Regions from separate parts of the Homo sapiens genome. Here all the other regions are linked to region 1. Evidence: chromatin contacts called from ENCODE Hi-C or POLR2A ChIA-PET data. All regions are on one chromosome and are shown on one strand. Each heading gives the region's core, a stretch centred on a gene start or an enhancer-like site at or near the end of the contact. The rest is flanking DNA. Distances are from core to core; before and after follow the strand shown. Region 1 holds the start of SRSF6 (serine and arginine rich splicing factor 6). Region 2 holds the start of ACTR5 (actin related protein 5). Region 3 holds the start of LINC01754 (long intergenic non-protein coding RNA 1754).

Region 1 (3,833 bases), core at 789-3,288:
ATCTGTTCCCTCGTGTCTTCCAGCTTCCAGAGGCTACTGGCACCCTTTGGCTTATGGTTCCTTCCTCCATCTTCAAAGCCATTAACTTCGGTTGTGACTTTCTTACAGCCAATCACTCTGACCCCAATCCCAGCCTCCTTTGTCACATCTGCTTCTCTGACTGTGGCTCTCCTGTCCCCCTCTTGTAATCACCCTTATGATCACATGGGGCCCACCTGGACAATCCCGGGGCATCTCTGCATCTCAAGATGCTCAACTTAATCAGATCTGCAAAGTCCCTTTTGACATACAAGGTAACATCTTCACAGGTTTCAGGGATTAGGATTAGGATTAGGACATAGACATCTTTAGGGGGAACCCTTATTCTGCCTACCGAGGTGAAGAGGTGAAGCCGGCTGGGCTTCTGGGTTGGGTGGGGACTTGGAGAACTTTCCCGTCTAGCTAAAGGATTGAAAACACACCAATCAGTGCTCTCTGTCTAGCTAAAGGTTTGTAAACACACCAATCAGCACTCTGTAAAAACGGACCAATCAACATTCTGTAAAATGGACCAATCAGCAGGATGTAGGCAGGGCCAAATAAGGGACTAAAAACTGGCGGTCCAGCCAGCAGTGGCAACCCGCTCGGGTCCCCTTCCACGCTGCGGAAGCTTTGTTCTTTCCTTCAGGCAGGTTGGAGTCTTGCTTTGTCACCCAGGCTGGAGTGCAGTGGCATGATCATAGCTCACTGCAGCCTCGAACACCTGGGCTCAAGAGATCCTCTTGCCTCAGCTTCCCAAGGTGTGGGGATTACAGACTCGTATTTTTTATTTATCTAACTTTAAGCACGGCCTCTACCTCCCCCAGTCGTGACAAACAACGTTTCCCTCTAGACTTCCAAATAGCTCCAGGAGGACAAAACCCCCCTTTTTCAACCCGAAGCTTAAGGATATTGAGGTTGCACCACTCAAAACAGAGCAGGAATACATAAATATCTAAAGAGCTGGTGTTATCTCAGTGATATCCCTTTTTTTTTTTTTTTTTTTTTTTAGCTTCGGCGGTGACACCTACTCTCCTGGTCTTCTCCCTACCTCGCTAGTCACTCCTCCCAGTCTCCTTTCCTGCGCTTAAATTTCAGAGTACCCCAGGCGTTGGCCTGGGTCTTCCGCTCTCCACTTAAACTTACTCCTTTGAGGTTTTCAATCTGGTTCTACAGCTTTAAATAGCATCTCCATTGATAAACTCACAAAATAAGGCACTTTCAAGTCAGTGGAGGAAATGATAGTATTGGGACAAAGGACTTTCCATACACGGGAGAAAAAAAATCGTTCGTCGCTGTGGGAGGGCTGCCGGGTCTCGTCCACGCTCCCTTTTGAGCACCTACAGTGAGCGTAGGATTGCCACGGATAGCCCAATCCACAAGTGAGTCAAGCTGCCAGGGCTCCAAGAAAGACCCATGGAGGGAGAGGGGAACGTCCGGGGAGGCGAAGGCTGCGAGTGAGACCCGGAGAGGCTGATGTCGGCGGGTCTGCGCGCTCGCAACGCGACCTCCGCCCGGTCAGCAAGACCTCGGCGCGCGATCCTCAGATTCTGCGAAACAAGACAAGCGACTGGGTCCGAGACCGCGGTCCCCATCAAAACGAGCATCAACCAATCGCTGGGAGAAATCCGCAGCCTCGTTTTAAGCCACCAAGCAGAGACCGCGGCGACCTATTATGATAACCTCGAGAACCAATGAAAAACGGGGATTCGCTCAGCCCGCCTCCCGAGCTTCAACCCCGAAGAGATCGCGCACAGTTTTATAAAAGGTACAAATTAGAAAGCAGTTCTGCGGCTGGATTAGAGACATTGTGTTTTCAAAGACGGTGGGGAGGGCTAGAGAAAAATCCTAGAAGCTAGCAAGACCGCACTACACCGAAACGTCGCGGGCAACGGACTCGCCAGTCACCATCTAGCCCAGGGACGACGCGGGACGGACGTGCCGCTGCGCGCTGACATCACGCTCCAGGCCCCGCCCCACCGGCCGCCCATATAGCGAAAGCCTGGCGCGCGCGCGCGCCATTGTGTGGCTGGACTCGGCCGCCCCTGTGGTGTGAGGCGCGTGTTCGGGCTCTTGCCGTCCCCGCACCCGCACCGCGGTTACTGGCTTGCGGTCCGCCGTTCGACAACCAGCCCTTGGGTCCCCGCCCGCCACGGACATGCCGCGCGTCTACATAGGACGCCTGAGCTACAACGTCCGGGAGAAGGACATCCAGCGCTTTTTCAGTGGCTATGGCCGCCTCCTCGAAGTAGACCTCAAAAATGGGTGAGTCGGGCCTGGGCGCCCGCGCCCAGCGTCCCAGGCCTGGTGGCGGCGGGAACTCTCCAAGGAAAGAAGCGGCCAAGGCCGCGGCGCCGCGTGGCAGGGCCTCAAAGATGGCGACGGCGCGGCGTCGCGGGGGCGCGCGGTGGGGTACGGGCGCGCGCACGTGCGCGTCCTGGCTAACGACTCCCCCGCGGTTGTCCGGCCCTCGCACCGCCCCTAGGTACGGCTTCGTGGAGTTCGAGGACTCCCGCGACGCCGACGACGCCGTTTACGAGCTGAACGGCAAGGAGCTCTGCGGCGAGCGCGTGATCGTAGAGCACGCCCGGGGCCCGCGTCGCGATCGCGACGGCTACAGCTACGGAAGCCGCAGTGAGTCCCACCCCCGCGCGCTCCGCGCCCTTGGGGACCCTGGGGGCGGGGGTGGGTGGGGTGGGGCCTCCCAGCCCGGGCAGGCGCGAGGGCCGGGGGTCGTTTGACTTGGGTGTCCCCGAGCCCCGCTGCCTTCACGTCTGCCCGGGGCAGCCATGGGACGCCGGAGCGCGGGGATTGGGTTTGGGTGTTTGGTTTTGTTTATTTGCCAAGTTGGGAGGTGGGTGGCTTCTTCTGGCCCCTTGTCAGCACTGTCACGGGTTCTTCCCACAGAGGAAGTAAGGGGTGGCTGTATTTGTTGTATTCTCCTTACTTACCTATCAGTGCATTAGTTAGAGGTTCGGGGGCAGGCTCGGGTGGAGGTGGGGTAGGGGGCGCGGGGGACGGGGAAGGGGAGGAGCATAAAGTATAGGTCTTAAAGCTATGGAACTTGATGGGGGCCAAAGAATGTACTATTTTTAAGTAATGTGGTATTGTACCACAAAGTAGATCTAAATAAGCTTTATGCTGTATTTGAACTAATTGGGGCATGTTATTGGGAGGAGGTTGGGGGGATTTTTGGTTATGTTAAATGTTTGATGTTTAAATTGTTGCATGTTGAATTCAAACTTTTTAACAAGTCCTTGATGTTTCAATTTGAAAGTGACCAATGGGGCTGAGGCTGTGTCCACTGAGGCTAAGATGACTGCCTTTCCTGATTGGCCTTGGCTTTTCCATACATTGTGTGACCCTTGCCCTATGACCCTTTGGCTGACCTTACCGGAAGCCATGACGACAGCAGCCTTTTGCCATTAGACGCAGGGTGATGGTGAGGATTCCAAGGGTTAGACAAAACTGGTTAATCTGAACTAGGTGACTGTTACCTTGCGTGTTTTGTGGCCAAACCACCACCAAAAACCTCACACTGTGATGTAAGTACTTAGTGTAAAACTAGTAAACATTTTTGTAAAATGTAGAAATGCATGTAATCAGTTAAGTTTTATATTTTACAATGTTCTGTAAAATAAAACTTAGCGAGGTAAATCGAATAAAGGAGCAGTCACTCTCTAACAGATTGTAGGAGAGGTTTAGTTGGATTTAGTCTATTTGACTTGCCCTTAATTTAATTTTATGGCAAATCACAAATGTGTCGAAGGTTTAGCAATATAATAGCAAAGTCCTACTCCAGTAAATAAAAGTTG
Region 2 (3,833 bases), core at 1,013-3,512, 4.7 Mb before region 1:
AGTCCCAACTACTAGTGAGGTTGAGGCTGGTCTTGAACTTCTGGGCTAAAGCAGTCCTCCCACCTCAGCCTCCCAAAGTGCTGGGATTACAGGCATGAGCCACCACACTGGCCATCCCCGTTGGAGTTGCCTCTCATATATATATAAAATAATAATATATATAATATATATATTTACCTTGGTGCTTTTCTTTTTTTCTTTTTTGTGAGACAAAGTTTCACTCTTGTTGCTCAGGCTGGAGTGCACTGGCGTGATCTCGGCTCACTGCAACCTCCGCCTCCAGGGTTCAAGCGATTCTCTTGCCTCAGCCTCCCAAGTAGCTGGGATTACAGACACCTGCCACCATGCCCAGCTAATTTTTGTATTTTTACTAGAGACGGGGTTTCACCATGTTGGCCAGGCTGGTCTCGAACTCCCGACCTCAGGCGATCCACCAGCCTCGGCCTCCCAAAGTGCTGGGATTACAGGTGTGAGCCACTGCGCCCAGCCAGTGCTTTTTCATATTAATATACATAGACACAATTCTTAAATTAACATTCACTAACTTACATTTACTGGTTTCTGTGTTCTGCTGGTCCCCCTCTTAATTAACTTAACGATGGTTACTTCAGATATCTGAACAATGGACGTGTGTTGAAAGACAACACAACCTGATTTTTGCCACTGGGCTGGCTCCCAATCTGGTTTAGGTGTGTTAACAGGCTGGGCCCGTCGTCTCAAGCCTGTAATCCCAGCACTTTGGGAGGCCGAGGCAGGCGGATCACTTGAGCCAAGGAGTTCGAGACCAGCCTGGCCAACGTGGCGAAATCCCGTCTGTATTAAAAATAAAAAAAATTAGCTGGGTGTTGTGGAGCATGCCTGTAATCCCAGCTACTCGGGAGGCTGAGGCAGGTGAATTGCTTGAACCGGGGATGTGGAGGTTGCAGTGAGCCAAGATCACACCACTGCACTCCAGCCTGGGTGACAGAGCCAGACTCCGTCTTAAAAAAAACAAACAACAACAACAACAAACACTGTTAATAGAGGTTCTTGAGATAAGTTAGGAGTTTCATTTCTCGCTTACAATATCTTTTGTAACTAATTTGATTTTATCTCTCAAACTGAAGTGTTATAGACCTGGTAGAGTAGATTCAAGGCAGCTGCTCTATTCTTTTTCTTCTTTCAAAATGGTTATGGCCAGCATGGGCAACATAGTGAAATCCCTTCTCTACTAAAAATATAAAAATTAGCTGGGCGTGGTGGTGCACGCCTGTAATCTCAGCTACTTAGGAGGCTGAGGCGGGAGAATCACTTGAGTCCAGGAAGTCGAGGCTGCAGTGAGCCGAGATCGCCCCACTGCACAAAAAAAGGTTGTAGTAAAACAACTGCTCTAATTCTTACCCCCTTAGCTAGTGAAAAGATGGAAATGCGACAGGATAGAGCGCGACGAGTGCTTTTAGGGCTAAAACTGAGTGGGTCACACACATGGCCTCCTCTCCCACCCGCTCCTGGCCAGAATTTAGTCACATGAGCGCATCTAGATCGCAGCCAGACGGATGGCCACGTGGGAGTGGGAGGTGATGCCACTAAAAGAGAGGGAATGCTTGGGGAACAATCAGCAGTCTTTTCTCAGGGTTTGAGAAAACACTGTGTCTTAGTGAGAAGACACAGTCTGTGCGAGTTAGTAAAGTGAACAGAACTGAGTAGTCAGCTCCCTAGTCAAGAAATTGAACAGTCGGCAGAGTTTGAGATTTCTTAACGTAAAGGAAGCGTCAAAAGATAAAGGACCCTTCTAGCCAGGACGCAAGACTGAGGGCGAGACAGCCACGCGGAGGCGGGGCCGCCGGCGGTCGAAGGTGCGCGCCCGGCCGACGGTGCGCGCCCGGCCGACGGTGCGCGCCCGGCAATGGGGCGTGGCCAGGCAGAGAGGCGGGGCTCCACCGAGCGCGGCGCTGAAGCTGGCAGCCAGAAAGGGGCGGGGCCTGGCGGCGATAGGCTTTGGGGCGGGGCTTCCAAACCGGGCGTCCCGGCTAGAGTGAAGGGGCGTGGGCACTCATAGGCTATTGGGGGAGAGGTTAAGAAACGTAGAATTTCGCAGCCAGAATGGGTACGTCTCAGCGATCCTGAAAGCAGCCTTGACAGCCAGAGGCGAGTCAAGTGGAAAGGCTGGCCGGGCTTCGAGAAGGGAGGGGGCATCGAGGTACTTAAAGGCCTGAATCGCGCGGCGTGACGTCGGGGGCGCGGTTTCGCGGCGTCTGGGCGGACACTGCGCCGAGGGGCGGGGCTGGACGCGCGCTCCAAGATGGCGGCGAACGTGTTCCCGTTCCGCGACGCCCGTGCCGCACCGGACCCAGTGCTGGAGGCCGGCCCGGTGGCACACGGGCCACTGCCGGTACCGCTGGTGCTGGACAACGGGTCGTTCCAAGTCCGCGCTGGCTGGGCGTGTCCCGGGCAGGACCCAGGTCCCGAGCCGCGCCTGCAGTTCCGCGCGGTGTGCGCCCGCGGTCGTGGCGGGGCACGGGGCGCGTCGGGCCCGCAGGTGGGGAACGCTCTGGGCAGCCTGGAGCCACTGCGCTGGATGCTGCGCTCGCCCTTCGACCGCAACGTGCCGGTCAACCTGGAGCTTCAGGAGTTGCTGCTGGACTACAGCTTCCAGCACCTGGGTGTCTCCTCACAGGTGAAGGGCGGAGTAGGCTGGGCTGGGCTGGGTTTGAGGGGAGGGGTGCGGTCTCGTCTCCGCTCACTCTGCTCTCGGAGAGGTAACAGTCACTTCAGTAGCTCCGATTGTCTTTTAGTCGACCAGATGCTAGGCGCTGTGGGTGTAGCAGCGAATAAAATGCTGCTCCTTGTATCTTGGAGCATACCTTTGGGCATATATGCTTGTTTGTTAAGAAGCCCATTTATTAACAAATACGTATTGAGCACTTACTCTGTGTCAGGCACTTTTTAGGCATTTGGAGTACATGTGTGAACACAAAACTTCCTGTGCTTATGGAGCTGTTAATACTATGGAAAGATATTCTAGTATGAAAAGGCAGACAGTAAACATAGAAATAGTAGATTCTACGCCGTGATAGGAGAGGAGGGAGTTACATTTTTTCAGTAAGATGGTCAGGGTAGGACTCGTGAAGGTGATGTTTGAGCAAGGACTTGAAGGAGGTGATTCAGGTAGCAAGCCATGTGAATATCTGAAGGAAAAACGGTCCAGGCAGAGGGAGCAGCCAGTAAAAAGGCCCCGAGGCAGGAGTGTGCCCTAATCCTAACTGCAAGGCTGCCTGTGTGAGGGGGAGAGTAGTACCTGAAAGAGGATGTCAGAGAGGTAGTGGAGAGGCAGATCACACACCTTATAGGCTTTTACTGAGTGAAATGGGGAGCCATGGCAGGGTGTTGAGCTGAAGAAGGACCTGACTTGTGTTTTAAAAGGATCACTATTACTGCTGTATGGAGAATGAATTGTCTTGGATCATAGGGTGGAAACAGGGACGAGTTAGGAGGCTGTTGGAATAACCCAGGTAAGGGATGATGGTGGCTTAGATGAGGCAGATAGCAGGGAATGTCATTAGAAGCAGTTGGATTCTGGAAATACTTTGAAGATAGAGCCAACACGATTTGCTGACAGTTTGGATGGGACCTTGACTTAATAACTTAAATTGACTCTACTTTCGTATTTTCAAGTAAAGATGAGATGGGAGTTTTATAATCGCCTCTGATCAGGTTTTTGATTAAGAAGCCAAAAGCAAATTCAGTCCTGCAATAAGGATTTTGGGTTCTTTTATGCTTCAAAAAGAGTATTCTGTTACCACTCATTTATTTGCCCTTTTCTTTCAAAGTAGGGCTGTGTTGATCATCCCATA
Region 3 (3,833 bases), core at 655-3,154, 4.0 Mb after region 1:
GAAAGAAAGAAAAAGAAAGTAGCTGGGTGTGGTGGCATAGTCCCAGCTACTTGGTGGCTGAGATGGGATAATCACTTGAACCCGGGAGGTGGAAGCTGCAGTGAGCCGGGATTGTGCCACTGCACTCCAGCCTGGGCAACAAGAGTGAAACTCCGTCTCCCCACCAAAAAAACCCCAAAAAACATTATATCTTCCTGGCTAAGTGATTGGCTTATGGTAACTCAGACTGAGCCAACGAAGCCCTCCTCAGTTTGTTCTTGGAACTATTGTCAGGGGTATTTTCCCTTTCCATTGGTGTTGCTGTGCTGGTGAGAAATAACCCCAGAACCAGCAGGTAGGCAAAGCTACAGGAGAGGAAAGCCAACTTGGAGAAGAACCGAGAGATGATAGAGAAATGGAAACCAGCCATGTTGAGCCCCTGGGTTCAGGTTCACCTGATGTCCTCCAAACTTTTTGTTCAGGCTAGTTTAGGATGTGCCTATATTTCTTGCAAATGAGTCTCCAAATACAAACCCCAAATCATTGTAGCAAAATGCACTGACCAACTGTGCTTCCACGATCAGATCAGTAAGCTGGGTGCAGTGGCTCATGCCTGTAATCCCAGCACTTTGGGAGGCCAAGGTGGGCGGATCACTTGAGGTCAGGAGTTGGAGAACAGCCTGGCCAACATGGTGAAACCCCATCTCTACTAAAAATACAAAAATTGGCCAGGTGTAGTGGCAGGCACCTGTAATCCCAGCTACTTGAGAGGCTGAGGCAGAAGAATCACTTGAACCTCGGAGGCAGAGGTTGCAGTGAGCTGATATCATGCCACTGCACTTCAGCCTGGGCGACAGAGCAAGACTCCGTCCCAAAACAAACAAACAAACAAACAAACAAACAAACAAAAACCAATGTGTAAGTGAACAGAGAGAACAAGAAGTTTAAGGAAAATTAAAAACATAAAGGACAAAGTGAGAGAAGAGAATATCTGTAAAATACATGAATACACACACACAGTAGATGTTTCATGGTTGTTTATCCCCCACCTCTCGCTGGAACACAGACTGGTGCCCCACTTCGTGCTTGGGATGTCCTTCCTCTGTTTCTTGGCTGAGTCGAACTTGTGCTGCTTCCTTTCTCCTTAAATATCCTTTCCTCTGGACAGGATGTTCCTGAAGGAGGCCACAAGGCAGAACATCTCGGCTAACTTTAGTTTGCTATTTTCAGCCTGAATTTGTGCCTGGGCAAATCAGTCCACGGACAGAGTATCCTCCCCAGTTGGATATTTCTTGCATGAGCATCAGAATTTTGTGGGACACAAGGCTTAGTTTCACTAAGCTCTGAGCCTCAAAACCTGGTATGCATCTGGGTTAGAGAGCCTCATCCAGTCTTTTTTTTTTTTTTTTTTTTTTGAGATGGAGTCTCACTCTGTCGCCCAGGCTGGAGTGCAGTGGCGTGATCTCAGCTCACTGCAAGCTCTGCCTCCCGGGTTCATGCCATTCTCTTGCCTCAACCTCCCGAGTAGCTAGGACTACAGGCACCCACCACCACACCCGGCTAATTTTTTGTATTTTTTTTTAGTAGAGACGGGGTTTCACCGTGTTAGCCAGGATGGTCTTGATCTCCTGACCTTGTGATCCGCCCGCCTCGGCCTCCCAAAGTGCTGGGATTACAGGCGTGAGCCACCGCGCCTGGCCCTCATCCAGTCTTAAAAAAAAATTCCCTGAGCTGTAGAATATATGGTGGACATATTTTCTGCATTCCTTTTTTGATGTAGGTAGGAAAAAAACCCAAAAAACCCCAAATCACAATTGTCCCTCCAGGGAACTGAGAAGCTGGGGTACTTACCCATTGACTCCTGTATTCCATTGGTTAAGAAAAGCTTCTGGTGGCTTTAAGTCCCTAACACTTTTTTGGGGCTGTCTTGCATCCTGTGCTGGAGACAGCTCTTAGGTTAAGAGACACAGGTGTTCAGCCTGGGCAACATAAGGCGACACTGTCTCTGCCAAAAAATAAAAAAAATAAAAAAATAAAAGCCAGGGGGTGGTGCGTGCACCTGTGGTCCCAGCAACTCAGGAGGCTGAAGTGAGAAAATTGCTCGAGTCTAGGAGGTTGAGGCTGCAGTGAGCTGTGATCATGCCACTGCCAGCAGCCTGGGCAACAGAGCAAGACTTTGCCTCAAGAGAAAAGAAAAACAGTCAGATGCGGTGGCTCATGCCTGTAAACCCAGCACTTTGGGAGGCTGAGGCAAGTGGATTACTTGAGGTCAGGAGTTCAAGACCAGGCTGGCCAACATGGCAAAACCCCATCTCTACTAAAAATACAAAAATTAGCTGGGCGTGGTGGCTTGCACCTGTAATCTCAGCTACTTGGGAGGCTGAGTTAGGAGAATCACTTGAACCTGGGAGGTGGAGGTGTCAGTGAGCCGAGATCACCCCACTGCCCTCCAGCCTATGCAACAGAATGAGACTCCATCTCAAAATAATAAAAAAGAGACTAGTGTGGGAGGATCACCTGAGCCCAGGAGGCGGAAGTTGCAGTGAGCTGAGATCACGCCACTACAGTTTAGCTTGGGTGACAGAGTGAGACTCTCTCAAAAAAGAAGAAGAAGAAGAAGAGAAACAGATGTGTGTGTGAGGTGGGAGCTGCCAGCCTGTCCATCATAGTTGTAGCTAATCTCAGAAGCAGGCCAAGGGGATTTGCTATAGGGCACCAGCAGTATATGCTAGAAAGAGAATGTAGTACATGTACTGGCTTGTAGCACAGGGGACATTCTAGTTTTAGGCAATGCTGAATCAAGGGCCTCAAATAATGTCAACAGGACTTGAACTTTCACCATCTTTTAGTTCCTTACACCTTATATCCTCTATTAGTGGCTTCTCACAACTGTGGGCTTAATCCTACCAGTCCAGGAGCCCCAGTAGAACAGAGCATCCTTTCTAACACCTGAGCTGACTTTCATGGTCTTGCTTGAGTTCTGTGCCCAGTCCTGCTCTACGGCCAGGAAGCTGTGGCCCTCTGATTGACCAGATCTGAGCTAAACGCAGTGGTGTGTTGATAAATGTCTAACAATAGTCTTTTTGAGAAAATAAAAGTTTTGATTTGTAGTGTTTCCTGATTTCTATGATGTAAGTACCCCCATTAGCTTGAAACCATAGCCGATTTCAATTACCAATGTAGTGTCAACCGGTTTACAGAACTCTTGTCATGTCCCATCAGCTCTAGTGAGCTAGTTCGAGCCAGCTCAAACACAATGCTGGCTCATGTGTCTCCTGTTGAACAGAGGCAGTTGAGGCACCCCATGCATTCCACAGGGACTGAAGGTGGGGAAGGGAAATCGGGTGCTGTTGTCACGATTTGGGGGGCGAATAGTTGCTGAATGGGAAAAACCAGGTCTCCATCAATCATACAGACAGACAGAGATCCTGTCTCCAAAAAAAAAAAAACAAACCCAAAAAACTGCAACAAACATCTTGGTAAATATATCCTTATAATATAAAATTATATATCCTTTGTTTGTTTGTTTGCTTGTTTGTTTTGAGACAGGGTTCTCGCTCTGTCACTCAGGCTGGAGTGCAGTGGTGTAAACTCAGCTCACTGCAACCTCTACCTTCCCGGCCTCTACCTCCCTCACTATAACCTCAACCTCACACCTCAGCCTCCTGAGTAGTTGGTAACATAGGCATACACCACCATGCCTGGCTAATTTTTTGTATTTTTGGTAGAGAGAGGGTTTCACCATGTTGCCCAAGCTGGTCTCGAACTCCTGAGTTCAAGCGATCCACCACCTTGGACTCCCAAAGTGCTGGGATTATAGGTGTGAGCCACCATGCCCGGCCACCTTATATATC

What was found. Hi-C counts contacts between places; a loop is a spot of excess contacts on that map. ChIA-PET counts read pairs that join two places held with the same protein, here RNA polymerase II (POLR2A). Pooled maps may share reads with other maps.
Region 2: a loop to region 1 is called in a map of CD8-positive, alpha-beta T cell, with 11 times the contacts of the local background. The contact joins the promoter of ACTR5 here to the promoter of SRSF6 in region 1. A Hi-C loop is called at or near these places in 3 of 168 maps with a recorded cell type or tissue (CD8-positive, alpha-beta T cell, naive thymus-derived CD4-positive, alpha-beta T cell and sigmoid colon) and 15 of 50 pooled maps. POLR2A ChIA-PET finds 5 or more read pairs at or near these places in 1 of 52 experiments (T-cell).
Region 3: a pooled map shows a loop between it and region 1 (7-fold over the local background). The contact joins the promoter of LINC01754 here to the promoter of SRSF6 in region 1. A Hi-C loop is called at or near these places in 1 of 50 pooled maps. POLR2A ChIA-PET finds 5 or more read pairs at or near these places in 2 of 52 experiments (CD4-positive, alpha-beta T cell and T-cell).

Annotation. Positions count from the first base shown.
Region 1 is chr20:43,455,858-43,459,690 of GRCh38, forward strand. It overlaps SRSF6 (serine and arginine rich splicing factor 6), which reads left to right and starts at 2,039. Exons shown (of 6, transcript NM_006275.6): 1 at 2,039-2,283; 2 at 2,504-2,652. The coding sequence starts at 2,177. RefSeq lists enhancers at 1,376-1,695, 1,756-1,915, 1,837-2,784, 2,216-2,315 and silencers at 2,456-2,555, 2,566-2,825.
Region 2 is chr20:38,746,198-38,750,030 of GRCh38, forward strand. It overlaps ACTR5 (actin related protein 5), which reads left to right and starts at 2,263. Exons shown (of 9, transcript NM_024855.4): 1 at 2,263-2,656; 2 at 3,813-3,833. The coding sequence starts at 2,282. RefSeq lists silencers at 1,739-2,008, 2,309-2,498 and an enhancer at 1,859-2,360.
Region 3 is chr20:47,410,240-47,414,072 of GRCh38, forward strand. It overlaps LINC01754 (long intergenic non-protein coding RNA 1754), which reads right to left and starts at 1,905. Exons shown (of 3, transcript NR_146496.1): 1 at 1,831-1,905. RefSeq lists enhancers at 169-358, 2,556-2,715.